Regions from separate parts of the Homo sapiens genome. Here region 2 is linked to region 1. Evidence: read pairs that join two places in POLR2A ChIA-PET (ENCODE). Cell type or tissue: PC-9. All regions are shown on one strand. Each heading gives the region's core, and the rest is flanking DNA. Links, peaks and the distances in the headings are about the cores only.

What was found. ChIA-PET counts read pairs that join two places held together with the same protein. Peaks named below come from ENCODE experiments on the same cell type or tissue, not always from the same donor. Only the 100,000 strongest peaks of a DNase experiment are listed, where the experiment ranks them.
Region 2: POLR2A ChIA-PET joins it to region 1 with 13 read pairs; 2 of 35 experiments call an interaction of 5 or more read pairs at or near these places.

What each region holds. Positions count from the first base shown.
Region 1 is chr9:93,112,819-93,119,605 of GRCh38, reverse strand. CARD19 (caspase recruitment domain family member 19) reads right to left here. Exons shown (of 6, transcript NM_032310.5): 6 at 6,323-6,614. The coding sequence ends at 6,499. Among named protein-coding and RNA genes, the nearest start is that of NINJ1, 18 kb to the left of the region's middle. RefSeq lists enhancers at 1-223, 4,309-5,256, 5,257-6,205. In PC-9, for the core only: no CTCF peak of the experiment used is centred there; DNase peaks (open chromatin) are centred at 3,415 and 4,705; H3K4me3 peaks cover 1,321 bases; H3K27ac peaks cover 3,338 bases.
Region 2 is chr9:93,227,299-93,237,854 of GRCh38, reverse strand. WNK2 (WNK lysine deficient protein kinase 2) reads right to left here. Exons shown (of 30, transcript NM_006648.4): 3 at 7,987-8,159; 4 at 6,747-6,967; 5 at 2,890-3,047. Among named protein-coding and RNA genes, the nearest start is that of WNK2, 48 kb to the right of the region's middle. In PC-9, for the core only: no CTCF peak of the experiment used is centred there; a DNase peak (open chromatin) is centred at 6,214.

The sequences.
Region 1 (6,787 bases), core at 1,045-5,044:
GCCAGAGACAGTGCGGCCAGGTGGACTCTCCCCTGGAGCTGGAGTCTGAGTCCAGCCCAAGTCCAGGGCAGGCACTCCGAGAATGAGTGTTCTGCCTGCTGGGTCTCCTGAGGGCCAAGGGGCTCTGCTGGAGCTGGGGGCATGGCTTGGCACCCGCATCCCTGTCTGTGCTTCTCCTACTTAAGGATCCTTTGTCTGACCTGGCTCTCCTACCAGATGCCATCACCTATCTGCAGCCTGTGTCCTCAGCACTGTCCAGCATATAGTAGGTGCTCAGTAAATGTCTGGGGCAGAACCCACTCACTTGCCTGTATGTGCTAGGCCCTGTGCATGTGTCACAGCAGCCAAGGGACAGACAAAAAACAGGCCCAGGAGCTGCTCAGAGCCAAGCTACCTTCTGGGAAGGTTTGACAGCGCCTATGGGGTCCTGGGACCTGATGTATCCACTCCAGCCAGTCCTGCCCGTGGATTCAGCTCTGTTCTCACGGGGGACCTGGAAAGTGAACAAGATGCACCCACGAAGTTGGGTGGTGGGGGGGGACATGGAGGGACACACAGGGAGCTCAGGAGGAATGGGCAGGGAGGTCAGTAGGTGACCTGGGATGATGGCGAGGGGCCATGCAGAAGTCTGGGAAGAAGGTTTGAGGGCAAGGAAGCCTTTGCACAAGTCCTGTGAGCTGGGCTGGTGTTGGGGAAGCAGTGAGGTGCGGGGGCAGGTAGGGGCAGTCGCATAGAGCTGGAGATGACCAACTGGGCAGAGTGTGATGGGAGGGTTTCCTAACCTCTTTCCTATAACAGAGAGATTATTAGATAGATTGATAGATGGTAGATACGTGGGTGGATGGATGGATGGATGAACAGACGGACGGACGGATGATGGATGGATGGTCAGATAGATTAGATGATTAGATAGATTAGATAGATAATAGATGATAGATGCTGGATGGTCAGATGGATGATTAGATAGAGATGATTGATAGAAGCTGTTGTATTTGATGGAAAAGAGTAAAAGATGAAAAGATTGACTGATAGATGAGAAATAGATGACATATGGATAGCTTGATAGATGACGGATAGAAGATAGATGTGAAGGCAGGCATAGATCTCAGTGGGTTGTTCCAAGGTGAAGAGGTACCGCTGTGCCAGCCCGAAGCCCAGTCTCGGCCCCTCACTCCCTTACAGGGATCCCTTGCTCAGGTCTCTTCATGGCTTAGGTGCCCTGTGCGTGTCCTTGACACTGCTTATTCCTGCCCACCTAAAAGCACTGGAAGTGTCTTCTAAGTCTTGTTGGATCTACAGGCTCCCTCTCCCAGGGCAGTGCTTTCTATCTGGTTCATCCTTGAAGGACCTGGCCCATTCATTCCCATGTGCAGAGTAAGGATGAGGGCAGCTCATGTCAGATGAGTGGGGAGGCAACTGGACCTCCATTCAAGGTGCTGGGCCCAGGCCTGGTACGGCCAGGCAGGGAGGAGCACCTGATTCTGGGTGTATTGGCCATTTGTGACAGAACCCACGCCACACCCTACGCCCAGCCCTCCCCTCCATTTCCTAGGGCCTCCTCTTCCACCTGTGTTCAATCAGAGTGGAGTGCCTGTTTCTTCACTGCATTATTCTTTTTTTTTTTTTTTTTTTGGCACTGCATTATTCTTAACAATCATAGGACTGGGCCCAGCATGGTGGCTCACGCCTGTAATCCTAGCACTTTGGGATGCCTAGACAGGTGGATCACCTGAGCTCAGGAGTTCATGACCAGCCTGGACAACATGGCAAAACCCTGTCTCTACTAAAACTACAAAAAAATTAGCTGGGCACGGTGGCACATGCCTGTAATCCCAGCTACTCAGGAGGCTGAGGCACGAGAATTGCTTGAACCCGGGAGGTGCAGGTTGCAGCAAACTGAGATCGCACCACTGCACTGCAGCCTTGGCAACAGAGTGAGAGATTTCTGTATCAAAAAAAAAAAAAAAAAGGTCAGGCACGGTGGCTCATGCCTGTAATCCCAGCACTTTGGGACGCCAAAGTGGGCAGATCACGAGGTCAGGAGTTCGAGACCAGCCTCGCCAACATGGTGAAACCCCTGTCTCTATTAAAATACAAAAATAAGCCGGGTGTGGTGGTGGGCGCCTGTAATCCCAGCTACTCAGGAAGCGGAGGCAGGAGAATCATTTGAACCTGGGAGGTGAAGGTTGCAGTGAGCCAAGATCGCACCACTGCACTCCAGCCTGGGAGACAGGGCAAGACTCAAAAAAAAAAAGGGGCCGGGTGCAGTGGCTCATGCCTGTAATCCCACCATTTTGGGAGGCTGAGACGCGCGGATCACTAGGTCAGGAGATCGAGACCATCCTGGCTAACACAGTGAAACCCCTTCTTTACTAAAAATACAAAAAAAAAAAAAATTAGCTGGCCGTGGTGGCAGGTGCCTGTAGTCCCAGCTACTCGGGAGGCTGAGGCAGGAGAATGGCGTGAACCTGGGAGGCGGAGCTTGCATGAGCCAAGATCGCCCCACTGTACTCCAGCCTGGGCGACAAGAGCCAGACTCCGTCTCAAAAAATAATAATAATAAATTAGAGGTCTGAATGCTTTCATATTTTTCTTCTCTTTCTCTCAAATACTTTACTTTAGAGGAAACACTAACTCCAGGTGCTGTTGACCTGTTGTGACCGCAGGAAGCTGCCCCACCAGCTGCAGCCTCTGTGGCCCCCAGCCCAGCACGTCCTCGTCCTTCCAGCCAGTGAACAGCCGGGTTCTCCCACCAGCTGTCTTCAGGCCAGTTTTAGGCCAGTGTAGCCCACTCCCTCCAAACCTGTGGCTGCAGTAGGGTCTGTGGAGACCCACCCCTGGTCCCTCACCCCCCTGCAAGGTAGTGCTAGGGTCCCCTCCCCAGATCTGATCAAGATTTGGGGTCCCACTGCAACCCCCATCCAGCACTTGCCCAGCCAGGCTGCGGGAGGGTGGGTGTTCCTCGACTGCCAGAGTCCCCATTCTCATGCTAACGTTACAGCTGGGGGGACCAAGGCTCTGAGCTGTGACATGACCCCAGCAGGCCGTGGTGACAACAGCATGCCCCCAGTACTCTGTCTCCCGAGTGCCCCTCAGGTGTGGGGGACAGTAGGGCGCACAAGAGGCTGGACCCCCTCCCAGATTCTGAACCTGTCTGCATGAGGGTGGGTGTCCAGGCTCACCCAAGGAAGGCCAGAACCCTGTGGCTGCTGAGACCCAGGGTTTGTGCAGAGGTGTGAGAGGCACTGAGTGGGCAGGACCCCTGTGAGCCCTCTATGGAGGAGCCACCGGCCCCGGTCACAAGGCACTGAGCCGGCAGAACTGGAAGCAGCAGCACAACAAAGCTGCGTCAGCACCCCCAAAACCCAGCCTGTGTTTGTAGTCAGCAGGGTCATTTCTCCCAGACCGGTACCGTGGATTGTGCAAGACCAGCTATACTTCCGGCCTCTGAGCTCAAGTGCCCTGTGTCCTTGCTGACCTGTGACAAATATACTCCTGGGTTCCATACTAGGTCCCCCAACACCCCTCCCTCACCCCTTCCTCACCCCCACCCTCACCCCTCCCTCCCTCCCTCCTCCCTCAATTCCTTCCCTCACCTCTCCCTCACCCCGTCACCTCCCTCCTTCACCCCTCCCTCACCCCCCCATGCCCTCCTTCACTCTCCTTCACCCTCTCCTTCACTCTCTCTCTCCTCCCTCAACTCCTTCCCTCACCTCTCCCTCACCCACTTCCACCTCCCTCCTTCACCCGTCTCTCACCCCCACCCCTCCCTCACCCCCTCCCTCCTTCACCCGTCTCTCACCCCCTCAACCCTCCCTCACCCCCTCCCTCACCCCTCCCTCACTCCTCCTTCACCCCCTCTCTCACCCCTCCCTTATCCCCTCCCTCACTCCTCCCTCATCCCCTCCCTCACTCCTCCCTCATCACCTCCCTTACCTCCTCCCTCACCCCCTCCCTTACCCCTCCCTTACCTCTCCCTAACCCTCTCTCACCCCTCCTCACCTTCTCCCTCACTCCCTCTCTCACCCCTCCCTCCCCCCAACTCCTTCCCTCACCTCTCCCTCACACCCTTTCACCTACCTCCTTCACCCCCCTCACCCCTCCCTCACCTCTCCCTCACCCCTCCCTCACCCCTCCCTCACCCCTCATTCACCCCCCTCCCTCACCCCTACCTCACCCCCTCCCTCATCTCCTTCCTCACCTACCTCACACACCCCCTCATTCCCCTTCCTTCATCTCCCTCCCTCATCCACACCCCCTTCCTCACTACCCCTCTTTCCTTCACTCACTCTCCCTCACAACCCTCTGCATTTCACCTCCAGCTCTCCCACAACCCCTCCCTCACACCAAAGCTTTGGTAATGGGAGTTCCCTCGACCCCAGCATCTCCTACCAGCTCCTGCACAGTTCTGGATGTCAGAACAGCATCCCATGTTCAGGTGTGGTAGCTTGGAGGAAACTGCTCTTCTTACTGGGGTATCATGAGGGCTTCCTGGAGGAAGTGGCATTCCTGAAGGATGAGTTGATGAGAGGGGCTGGTAAGGAGTCCCAAGCCGAGGGAGCAGCACGGTTTTTGCCTGAACACCTGCAGCACAGGTGTGGAGGCGCAGGACACGGCCATCTGTGGGTGTAGTGTGGAAGCGGGGACTCAGGGCAGCCAGGAGGGCCTCACGTGCCCAAGGGTGCCTTCCCCTCCCCTGGGGACCTAGTTCACTGCTGGTCACAGGAACTGGTTGGCCCGGTGGTTAGCAGAGCTGGGCCTGATGGGCGGCTGAGGCACAGACATGGGCGCTTATCATTCTCCCTCCTCCAGGTTCCAGCCTCAAAGGGTGGGGCAACCACCAGGCGGGAGGCGGCAGATGCAAGAGTAGGCCTGGCTGGTGGTCGAGGATGTCACAGACTCAGCCCCAGGCTTGAGTCCAGTTGGTCAGGGATGGAGCTGGGGGTAGCTGGGCGCTGGGAGGGCAGTCCAAGGACAGTGGGGCTCAGGACCTGGCTGACATGGGCCTCGGGGGAGGGCGGTGGGTGCACACAGATGGACAGGGGAGTCAGCAGTCCTCGGGCCAGGCAGCCCCTCACTGAGGAATGACACCCTGCCCAAGCGGCCTGGGGAGTCAGGGCCTCAGGTCATGTCAGGCAGCCCTGAGGAGGTGCGTGTGTCCTCCACGGCCTCAGGTGGGGCCACCTAGGACTTGCCCAGGCCACACACTGGCCTGTGCCCTGCCTGCCTCGGAGGTTTCCTACCTTCAGCTGACGCAGTCATAGAATGTTACTGTCCCTGGAGACCCCTCCTTCACCCTCCAGGGGCAAGTCACACCTGTCTACACCCTTCACCCAGACACCTGTCACCTTCACTAAGTGTGTCTCCTTTACCCAGGCATTAAAGGCATCTGTAGCAAGGTGGTAAATTCCTAAAAGGATTTCTGAGGGGGAGGGGGTGCTGTGACAGAGCGCAGGCTCAAGGAGGAGTCCCGAGGGAGGGATCCCATTTCACAGGTGGGCAAAGGGGCTGAGACTGGAGCACAGGCCCTGGCCCCATGGCTCAGGGTGGAGGAGGGAGAGGGCAGCTAGGGCTGTCCCCCGGCCACCCCACTCAGTGGGCGCATGGCAGCCTGGCAGGTGGGAGGGCTCTGAGGCACTGGCTTTCCTTGCCCCTGGCCCTCAGTTCCCTGAAGGGGCAGGCACTGTGATGACCCAAGCAGCAGGGCTGCATGGTAATGGGATGTCATGTCCTGGAGCTCCATACTCCACCGGCAGCCTGGTTCCCACTGTCATGTGCGCTGGGACCCTGCGACTGAGCAGGGTCCCTCCAGGAGCTGCGCCCATAGCCTCGCCCTGCCAGTGGCATCGCCCCAGCATTAGGGGTTCCCAGCACCTTCTGGGGCAAAGCCTGGGTGCCTCCAGAAACCCCCTGGAAAATGCAAACTCATGATGATTCTGTGGGTTGACAAATATTCTCGTTTCCCCACAAAAAGGCTTGGGGGAGGAGCTGACAAGGGGAGGGAATCAGGTGTCCGGTCCAGGCTCAGCAGCTGGGGTGGGGGGAGTGGGTGTGTGTGTGTGTGTGTGTGTGTGTGTGTGTGTGTGTGTGTGTGGCACATGAGGTGTGAGGAGGGGGCAGTGTGGGGAACATCTGAGGTGGGGAGGCAGTGCCTGGCGGCTTATCCGAGGCAGGTGAGTCCATGTGGAGGGCGTCCTGTCTGGGGGGTCTGTGCCAGCAGCTGGATGTGGGGATGCTGGGAATACCAGGGCCAGCCCCAGCTGGAGCAGCCATAGCTGCAGTCATCTCTGAAACACCCCTGAGACTGAGGAACGAGGCAGGCTGAGAGAACCTGAACATTTAATATGGTCAGCACCTTGTAAGGTGAAGGTGTGTTTTTTACACAAATTATAAATAATGAAAAATATGCATTTAGAAAAAGAAGCAGCAGTCCCCTTGGCGGGCCGGCTCGAGGACTCTTTGGTTGAGTGGCAGGTGAGGCCCTGGGTCCAGGGTCTGTCAGAGCCCCCCTAGGTCATCTGCCAGGAAGGCCAGCAGGTAGCGGCTGACATGTCTGTCGATGATGACAGGCGAGAAACCGAGGACGCGCCGGGTCCCTGGCAGGCCCTTGGGGTCTAGAAGACAAAAGGGGAGGCAAAAGCTCAAGAACCAGTCCCAGAGGTGAATTCTGTGTTTCCATCCCTCCTGCGGGGGTGGGTGGGAACAGGCACTGGGACAGGGTGCTCCCTCCCGGTCATGGTCTCGGCTTGAGTTGAAAAGACAAGAATTAGGGCAGATTCCAGAGCCC
Region 2 (10,556 bases), core at 3,925-7,924, 120 kb before region 1:
CCCCAAGTATCTGCACCTTGGTCCCCTCCAGCCTTTGCTGAGGACCAGACCACAAAACCACATGTGCATTGTCAATGCCACAGGGCCGGGTGAAGAACCACAGGGAGCTGCAGGCAGGGCAATTCACAGAGTTCACACAGGTCAGGATGTGTACAATGTACAGCATCCAATCAAAAATTACTAGAAATGCTGAGATGCAAGAAAATGTGACCCACGACCTTGCAGAAAAGCCAGCCAACAGAAAGAGACCTACAAGTGAGAGGGGCTGCAACTTGTAGGCAAGCAGGTTAAAACTCTTTACAGATACATACAAGCAGTAAAGGAAAATGAACATAAAAAATGAGAGATAAAAACAGAACCAAATAGAACTCGAGATGAAAAGCCCATCTGAATCGAACACTTCACCGCAGCAGACTGACAGCAGATTACACACTGCAGAAAAAAGACGAGTGAACCTGAAGATGTGATGCAGCAGAGAAAGATGGTCACTGAGGCTCTATTCTGCTCATTTCAGAATCTGAAATGCTACCAAGGTCACATATGCACATGACATTCATAAAACTGGAATCCCAAAAAAGATAAGGGGACATAAAAAAAGACTTGAAGAAATAATGGCTGAAAATTTCACAACTTTGATGGAAACTCTAAGCCCATAGATGAAGCGAGATAAAGCCGAGCTGGGAATAAATTGAAGAATTCTGTGAAACCGCTGCAATTCCCTTCCAAATCTCCCCTCCCCACTGCTTGAAGCCAGGAGCCTGGTCTCCTACCATTCAGAACCTTCTTGGGTCACCCTACTTCTGTCAAAGCCACCATCACCCCGGCCACAACACACTGCACACCTCCACCTCAGCTGCAGAATTTGATACTGGGGTTAACACCTCAAATGCAGCAGTCAGTCTCTGGAAAGGTGTTGATCAGAGCTTCACCGAGCCTCCCAAGTAGGGCCACGAGGGCCCCTGTTCCAGGAGGCTAGTAGAGGCAGCGCCATGATGCGGTGGATGGGATGCCTCCTACAGAGCCGGGCCTTTCTAACCACACCTGGGCTTCCTCCCCACACCTCCTCCTTGAGGGTGCAGGAGCACTATTTGTGGTCACTGCTGCTGGCCAAGGGCCAGGCCATGCGGCTTTGTTGCGGGGGGGTGCGGGTGGCAGCCTGAGGGACAGTGGCTCCTCACCCAGCTGATGGCTGTGCATGAAGGGAGCAGAGGGCAAGCCCTGCAACCGGACTCAGAAGCAGCAGGGCGGGGCCAGGTGCTGCTTGCAATCTGCTAGGTTGTTTTGTGTTGGAAGTGGAGTAAGACGGTGTATGAGCAACTAATTTTAAAAAATTTTAAACACAATGAGGGTACCAACTATCACGTTCTTTCTCCTTCAACACGATTTAGCCTTCAAAAGCTTCACCTGACTCTTAATATAGAGAACATAAAGCATAAATTTTCCCAAGGTCAGGGAGGAGGGTGGGGGCACGCCCACCTGCCCTGGGTGCTGGAGCCCCCAGCCTGGGGCAGACACAGGAGTGAAGAACCTAAGGGCTCTGCCCAGTAGTGTACACCCCCAGGGTCGAGGAGCACCACCAGCCCCTGGGACAGCTTCAGGACAGACCACCATCCACCCTCCACAGTGAACCCAGGGGCCCTCCCATCCCACACCAGCACCCCAAGGCCTGGCAAATGGAGCTCTTAATCTCTGGAGCGCCCCACTTCCTCCTGCTGCAGACCATCCCTGCCTCCCTGGAGGGCCGCTGCACACAGCCAGCAGGTCCTGACACTCCTTCCAGTACCCACGGAAAACTGTGCACCTGTCTGTGAAGTTTCTGACCCAGGCCCACAGGTGAGTCAAGGACTCTGTCTGCCCTCCCACTTCCTCAGGGGCACACAGGAGGGGCTCAGAACAACCAAGTGACCGATGATTTACAACAACCAAGGGACAGAAATGCAGGTAATCTGCAAGGAGGGCTCGGGATGGAGGGATGGGTCAGAGTGAGGCTGTGCAGCTGCTGAGGACCACAGCCCCTGGTGCACCTGCAGAAGCAGCCATGGCCCCGCAGAGCAGCACTGAGGGGCAGCGCGGCCCCACCCAGTCAGGTGGCATGTGGAGACAGCAGGGACTGCAGGGATCAGGGCAGCCTGGGCCCTCAGTGCAGACGCCGCATGTCAGGGACAGCTCTGCAGGCCCCTGGGCTTCACAACAAGACGGGTGGTGCAGAAAACAGGCACAGAAAGCCTTGGCCTGGCCATTCCATTTCCAGATGTTCTGTTTGCATTCCCTCCACCCAGTGGGGCCACCACAGAGGGAGGACAAGACAGATCTGTTTATGCAGCTGAAGCCGTCCGATTAAAGAAAAAAATCACAGCGACAGCAAAACAGGGATTAACGTTCCCAGCTGCCTGGCGCTGACGACTGCCTAGAGACACACTTGGTGTAGGAGTGACTGGTTTAGCTGAAAAAGAAATCAAACCATTGTTTCAAAATGAAGAAGATAGGAAAGCAGGCAGCCATGGGCGGCCCAGAGTGTGAGCACTGGGGATGGGTGGCCTAGGCACGCCTCCAGGCAGGGGGCTATGGTGAAGCTCCAGCCTCTCTGAGCCTCAGTCTCCCCACCATCCCTGCTGTGAGAGCGACAGCCTCCATGGGTAAGCACTGCCCACAGCACCCCATGCACCACCATCCCTTCAGGTAGGAGACCTTGAGTAACCACCCCGCTACTAAGCCTCAGTTTCCCCCTCTGTAAAATGGCCAATCTCCTCAGTTTCCCCCTCTGCAAAATGGCCAAGCTCCTTACACAGCTGCCAGGATGGCTTTACAGAGCCACATGGAGCCCAGCCCAGGGTACGGCCCAAGGCCTCTGTGTCCTTATTAATTAACCAAGGGGCCAGGTGGACTCACACAGGTGACCTTGCGGTAGATCTGGGCCGCATTCTGGCACTCCGAGTAGGGGTACTCCGAGGTGGCCATCTCCAGCATGCACATCCCAAAGGCATAGACGTCCACGGACTCATCGTAGTGCTCCTCGTACATCTCGGGCGCCATGAACTCGGGAGTACCTGTGCCCGGAAGCAACAGACGCAGCTGTCAGCTGGCCACGGGCCCAGGAAGAGCTGGAGCCAGTGTCCCGGGAGCTTTGGCTGCCCAGAACCCCATGTCCCCTCCACATCCCATGGCACACTCAGAACACCTGGACCCCAGGGCCAGCCCTGCCCCTCACTTGGGACACAGGTGTGCTTTACAGACAGGGTTCCAAAAGTTCCACCTGGAACCACAGGAGTCCAGGGTTAGAAATCAGGTGACAGAGCCATCCCCTGCTCATAAGCTGGGAGACTATGACTTCCCAGGGGACGGGGTCCGAGCCTGGAAGGAGGCAAAACCCTGAGTACGCCCTCGCCTGTGGACACTATGATCCTGCCACAGGCTCGGCCGCAGCCACGTTCAGAAACCCTGGAGCAGAAAGAACTTGGGTTGCTACGGAGCTACCTAAAGCCACAAAACCCCTAAATGTCCCAAAGTGGGGAAAGGCTGGGTACACTCAGCCCACCCCTACAAGTGTCACGCAGCATGTACAACAGTCAGCATCACTGAAGACAGTGTCCCTGAATGAGGGTGGGGTAGAAAATGGTACCCACCTGACAGAACCACAGAGTTGCTAAGATGGGAACTGTATGTGGCTCCTAAACACAAGAGATGCAAAAACAGTGTCTTCACTGAATTTTTAAGGACATGGCAAAGTTATGATAGGCTGAGCAAAATGAGCATGAGGCTAGACGTGCTGGCTGGCCTCACCTATGCAAAACCAAACCCCCAGGGCAAGATGATGTCTGCAGGGGGCGAGGGCTGATTTTTATTTTACTTATATTGGTCTGGGGTTTCTCTATTCTCTATAATAAGCTTTAGCTTTCATAATACAGCAACTGTAAAGGCCTTTTTAATAAAATAAGTCCGGTTGCATGTCTGTCGCGCTGAATGCAAAGAAAGGGACTAGAGACTTCAGTACAGCTGCTTTTAACGTCTGGATGTTTGTTGACTTTGGAAGGTCTTCAAAATTTCTAGTTTCTTTTTAAAAGCTCAAGCTAACTAATTAGTGCATTTTAAAAGCACGTTTTGTTTACCCGTCATTTCAATTTAAAATGTGTTACTTTTTTTTTTTTTTTTTTTTGAGACGGAATCTCACTCTGTCCCCCAGGCTGGAGTGCAATGGTGCAATCTTGGCTCACTGCAACCTCCATCTCCCACCCAGGTTCAAGCAATTCTCCTGCTTCAGCCTCCCAAGTAGCTGGGACTACAGGCGTCTGCCGCCATGCCTGGCTAATTTATTTGTATTTTTGGTAGAGACAGGATTTCACCATGTTGGTCAGGCTGTTCTCGAACTTCTGACCTCAAATGATCCGCCCGCCTCAGCCTCCCAAAGTACTGGGATTAGAGGTGTGAGTCACTGTGCCTGGCCACTCTTTTTTAAAGTTAACATTTTGGATAAAAATTGGGACAAGAATATGGTTTAGATTTCAGTCTTAGGCACACAGAACTCTGGAAGAACCCATGAGAAACAACAGGAGCTGAGTGGAGGGGCCTGACGCCGGGAACTTTTATTCTTTTGGGTTTTTTAACCACATGATTATACTGAAAATTTGCTGCACTAGCAATTTTTTTTTTTTTTTTTTTTGAGACTGGATCGTGCCCTGTCGCCCAGGCTCGAGTGCAGTGGCATGAACACAGCTCACTGCAACCTCGACCTCCCAGTCTCAAGCAATCCTCCCACCTCAGCCTCCCAAGTAGCTGGGACTACAGGTGTTCACCATGCCGGGCCAATTTCTTTTTCTTTCTCTTTCTTTTCTTTCTTTCTTTATTTCTCTCTCTTTCCTTCCTTCCCCCGCCTTTTTTTTTTTTTTTTTTTTTGTAGAGACAGGGATCTCACTACATTGCCTAGACTAGCCTCGAACCCCTGAGCTTAAGCAATTCTCCTGCTTCAGCCTCATTCTCTAGGAGACTGAGCAGCTGAGGACACTCCTGGTTGTGGCCTCTCTAACCAAAGCTTCCTGGACTCCAGCTGAGCAAAAGCTGGGTTGACGAGGGACAGCCCACAGAGCTGGGCAACCATGCGGGTCACAAGGTCTCCCCACTGTGCCTGCTGGAAACACCTGGCCTTCATCTCAACCTGATCCAGCAACTCGAAACTTCGTTTCCAAGAGGGCAAAGAGCCGCCCAGCCAGAGGAAGACGAGGGGCTCTGCCGGGGCTGCCGCTTCACAGTGGGCTGTGCTTCTTCCTCCAGGAGTGTTCACTCCTGAGTAGGAGATCACAAGCCTCCCTCCTGCCACCTGACTGCGCCCGGGGTTTGAGACCTGGGTTCCTACCACTTCTGAAGCCAAATTTGCAAAATCTGCCCAGAAAGTGCACAGAGCTCAAAGCCCTGGGCATGGGCTCTCCACGGTCCTGGGCCCCTGCTCTCAGCCCCTCCAGGAGGGAGTGGAGACCCTCACCTATATACCCATTTCACAGATGGGGAAACTGAACCCTGGGTCAGCCCCTACGCTCCACCACTCAGCTCCCCCAGAATGCCAGAGGCTTTGTGTACACAGGGCCACCCCCGGGCAGCCACCTTGCCCCAGATGTCACATTCTGAACAGACTTCCCAAACCAAAGCAGCTCTGGAGTCTCATTTTCCCCACACCTGCCAAGTTCTGTCCCCAAACATGCAGCAGAACTAAGAATTCACAAAGCCCCAAGATCGACTGCTCACTGTCCTGCCCTCACATTGGGGGCATGCTGGGTCTTCATTAACATGGGGGAGCCTCTCCCAATCTGATCCGATTGGGTGCCATCTGGGCTTCCTGAGCCCCGACCCACGCTGCTTGCCCTGCACATGTTGCAGCTTTCCCATCATCCTGGCCCCAGAAACAGCTGCTCCACAGCCACCCAGGCATTCTTTTCAAAGTCCGTGGAGGCCCCCACCCAGGACCAGTGGACACTTCACACCCACTGTGCCAGGAGCACACCTGGGGCCAGGTACATGGCACAACGCAGACCCCTGGTCTCTGCAAAGAAGCTCCGGGCCAGCTGCCCCTAGGGGCGACGGCATCTCGCCCCAAAAGAAGGCTGGGAAGGCTTCTCACAGGAGGGCGTCTGTACTGAGGCCTGAAATGCCCAAGAAGCTGAATTAATTCCTTGGCGCCCTGCTCCTATCCTGTGCACAACGCCTGCTCTGTGCCCCGCCCCGCAGGTATGTGGATTCCCCAGATACTCCAAGTTCTCACTTCCTTGGGCCTCACAGCCCGGGTGACACTGGGAGCTCCAGCGTCACTGGCCACAAACCTCCCAAGTTCCTCTGTGGTCAGGGCAGCTTCCCTCTCCCGAGTGCCCACAGTGCCCACACACACCACGAGCATCGGCACCCAGCCCACCTCCCCTGCTAGACAATCAGAGCTGGCACCCAAGCCACAGCCACGGAGGGAAACACAAAGACCATCTGGGGCCAGAGTCGGACAAGGCAGGGGCAGCAGGGGAGGGAGGCAGCCAAGTCAGCTATCCCAGCCCAAGTGGTCTGGGAATCCAACGAGTGGGCAGGCCCTCCAGCTGAGCTACAAAAGGCTTGGTGGGGTAGCCCAGACACCCTGGCCCGAGGCTCCCGTGCCCAGACGCTCCTCCCACTGGGTCTCCTGCACCAGGTCTGAACAAAACTGGATGCTCGCCAGCACTCACTGCTGCCCAGCTTCTCATGGGCTCCAAGGGCCTGGGGAGGAGAAGCAGGTTTACCTATCACACTTTTGGCAAATGACGCTCTTTTCAGAGTGGCCAGGCCCAAGTCGCCAATCTTCACAGACCCAGTTGGTCCGGTGATGAAAATATTGTCACATTTCAGGTCTCGGTGGATGATGGGTGGCGTCCTTGTGTGCAGGAACAGCAGGCCCTTCAGGATCTGCCGGCACCAGCTGCGGAGAACCTTGGGCTTCATCACCTTGAACCGCTTCAGGTATCTGCAGGGGTTCACGGGCACAGCTCACCAAGCAGCTCGCCGGCAGCGGCCCCCTAGCAAAGCCCCCACCTAACACTGCTTAGGCCTGGTACAAAGTCCATTCCCGTGCACACGGCACATACCCGTGACAGGTAGTGAAGGTGAGACGGGAGGGCCGGACAGTTCCGCCCTGGAGCCAGGCCCCTGAGCAGCCAGCTGGGTGGGCTCACAACCCTCTTGCTCCCCTCATGCCAAGGACCTGGCTACTAAAGCTCATACTAAGCTCCATCTTGACCTCACTGGGAGATGGTGCCAGGCTGACTTGTAAGTTGCCCAAGGCAGGACGGAGTACCAGCCAGCAGATGCTCAGGTGAGGGGGTGAGGGTTACGAAAGGCCAGGGCCTGTGAGAACCACAGGGGCCAGCTGGGGCTCTCTCTGCCACTGGCCACCTGTGTGGCCTGCCCTGAGCTGTGCCCTGGGAGGAGGTGGGTGGGTGAAGCTAAGAAAAGGGCTCTCCTCTTGCAGCGCATCCACCTATGACGGAAACTGCCCGGCTGAGGGGCACTGAGGCCCTGCCCAAGGCTGCAGGGTCCAGTGGTTCAGATGGACCCAGGATACAGCACCAGGCAGCACCTCATCCCCACAGTACAGACTGGGACCTTAGTGAGCAGCAACAGGCTGCCGTGGCCACCCCACTCCCCACTCCCCAGCCCTCACTAACCACCTCCACATCCTCAGAATCCCACAGTCCCCACTGTGCACCCCGCCCAGCCTGCGTCCTGAGCCTGAGTATGTGCCGGGCTGGCTCCCAGGCAGAAACAGAACCCCAGCCAGAAACAAGTCCCAGACACCATAGACAGATCAACCATCTCCCTGGGAAGTAAACCACCTCCTGGCATCCCATGCAGGAGAGGAAAGAGGAGACAGCCTCCCACAGGCACCAGCCAGGACCACCCCAGCAGCCCAAGACCTCACCCTCAGCTATGGTAGCCCTGCACCCATGCCAGGACCCGCCCCAGCCCTCAGGAAGCGGAGCTTACGTCTTCAGCGTCCCTGAGGTCATCAGCTCCGTCACCAGCACAATGCACCGCTTGCCCTTGGCGCTGGACTCCCAGAAGTCGTAGAAGCGCACGATGTTGGGGTGCTGCAGGCCTTTCAGCATCTCAGCCTCTTCCTTGAACCGCTGCCGCTCCAGCTTGGTGAGCTTCCGGTCCTACAGGGCAAGAGACATGCTAAGTGGGCAAGAGATGGGACACAGAAGGGGACACGGTGGCGTCACATCCCAGCAGCGCCACACAGTAGGACCAGCCCTTCCCATACCCACAGGCAGCTAAGCGGCTATGATAGAAGGGCATGCAGACACTGGCACCACAACTGCTGACTCCTTAGTCCCCACAACCCTGGACACAGCCCCCAAAAAGGGACCTCAGCAAAAAGACATCCTAGGAAGCCGAAGAGGTCTCGCAAATCCACACGGCCACACTTGAGCACTTTTTCCAAAAATACACCTCTGAGGCCTTTGCCTCCTCCACAATCACTCACTTTCTGTGTGTTTGTGAAAAGAATGGATCATCAGTTTACTTCTAACGTATACACAACTCAGAAGAAGTACTCAGGGCCCAGTGGATTAGAACAGAGGAGACGTGGACAGGTGACTGAGATAAGAGCTGAGAATGGAGGGAAGAGAAAAGCCCTAGCAGAGCCAAACTGACCAGTCAGCAGCCCAGAGGGCAGCCCAGGCCCTCCTGTGCAGGAGGACACAGCAGACACCTCCCCAGACCCTTGGGCCACTGTGTCTGCACAAGCCAGCAGAACCAATCACTGACCTAAGTTTAAATAGAAAACAGCAAACAAACGCCACCATCATCACCCGGGAACCCTGGTCAGGTGCATGCACCACATGCCCGCTCTGCCCACCATCCCACAAGGGAACCACCAACCCCAGGCACCACATTCAAACACCACTCAGCACTGGCCACCCTCCCGCCGCCTGCCCAATCTCCACCTCTCCCCTCTGACTCCCACCACCCTGTCTGAGCTCACCCATCCCTCGCCACGCTCTCTCCCACCTCATCCCTCACTATAGTCCCCCTGGATCCTGGCCCTTCCCTTCCCCCAAATACTTCAATAGATTCTCTCCACAGAGGGCTCAGAATAAATCCAGGGAGCCTGCATGGCCCCGAAGGCTCCATGTGCTTCCAACTTCCCCTCACGAGGTGACAGCCATGTCCAAAGGCCCAGCCAAGGCCTCTCCTGCTGCACACGTGCCACGCCCTTCTCACCTCCACCTGAGGTCCTGCCCCCAGGATCACCTCCTCATCTTGGTCCAATGAGCCCACAGAGCAATGCCTGCCTCTGTTGCACCAATTCCCATGGGAATGTCAGAAAAGAAACGTGTATTTTCCGAAGGAAACCAGAAACATAACTAAACACAGAAGAGCAAAATTCCGGGGACTTCTAAACAGACAGAAAGCAGGTAAATCTGGACAGATAAGGGGAGAGATCAGAGTGAAAGTAAATGCAAGCCAAGACCCCTGGATCCTTCCGGAAAGGCCCAAAGAACATCAAGCCAGACTCCAAAGCAGAGAGGAGAAGCAGGCGGCAGGATCGTGACAAGGGTCATCTTGGTAAAAAAAATTACATCCCAAATGCAGCCGCGCCCATGAGACCCTTCTTCCTCCATCAACCCGCCAGACCCCTCCCCACAGCACACACCCTCATGGGCCCCTTCATTGCAGTGTGGGACTGTGCAGTGACTATCACCACAGGGCCAGGCAATACCCAGAGAAGCCATTGTCATGATGGGGCCAACCCAGAAAACAAATAATTCAGAGACCAACGGCAACTCCCAAAAAAATCTAATTAATGTTCCCATAAAGATTCAATAAGTTGACACAAGTAAGTAAAATCAAGCTTCTATTTAGAAAGGAACATTCGAGAAAGAGCTCTTGCAAATTATCACAGGGATGGGGACTGCCCTTCCTAACCAGCTCAGTGTTTTAGAAATAAGATATTCCATAATCCAATGAAACATTAAGTACAAAAAAGTTAATGTTTAATCCAGACAATAAAATGGAAACATGTTCTACTCATCAAAAACGATTCTTTAAGCCAGGTGCGGTGGCTCACACCTGTAGTCCCAGCTACTCGGGAGGCTGAGGCAGAGGATGGCTGGAGCCCAGAAGCTCAAGACCAGCATGGGTAACACAGCAGGACCCCATCTCCAAAAAAATGGTTATTTATTTAAGTCAAGTCACAAACTGGGAAAAACTATTCTTAATACATATATCTGACAAAGGACTCAGATCCAAAATGTATAGAGAACTCCTGTAATTTAATAATAAACACATGAACAGATACTTCACCAAAGACACAGAAATGGCCAACAGCACACGGAAAGAGGCTGAGCATCATCAGTCGCTGGGAAAATGCCAACAAAGACCACACTGAGATACATCCCATACCTACCAGAAGGGCTAAATTAAAAGATGGATACGGCCGGGTGCGGTGGCTCACACCTGTAATCCCAGCACTTTGGGAGGCCGAGGCGGGCGGATCACGAACTCAGGAGATCGAGACCATCCTGGCTAACATGGTGAAACCCCGTCTC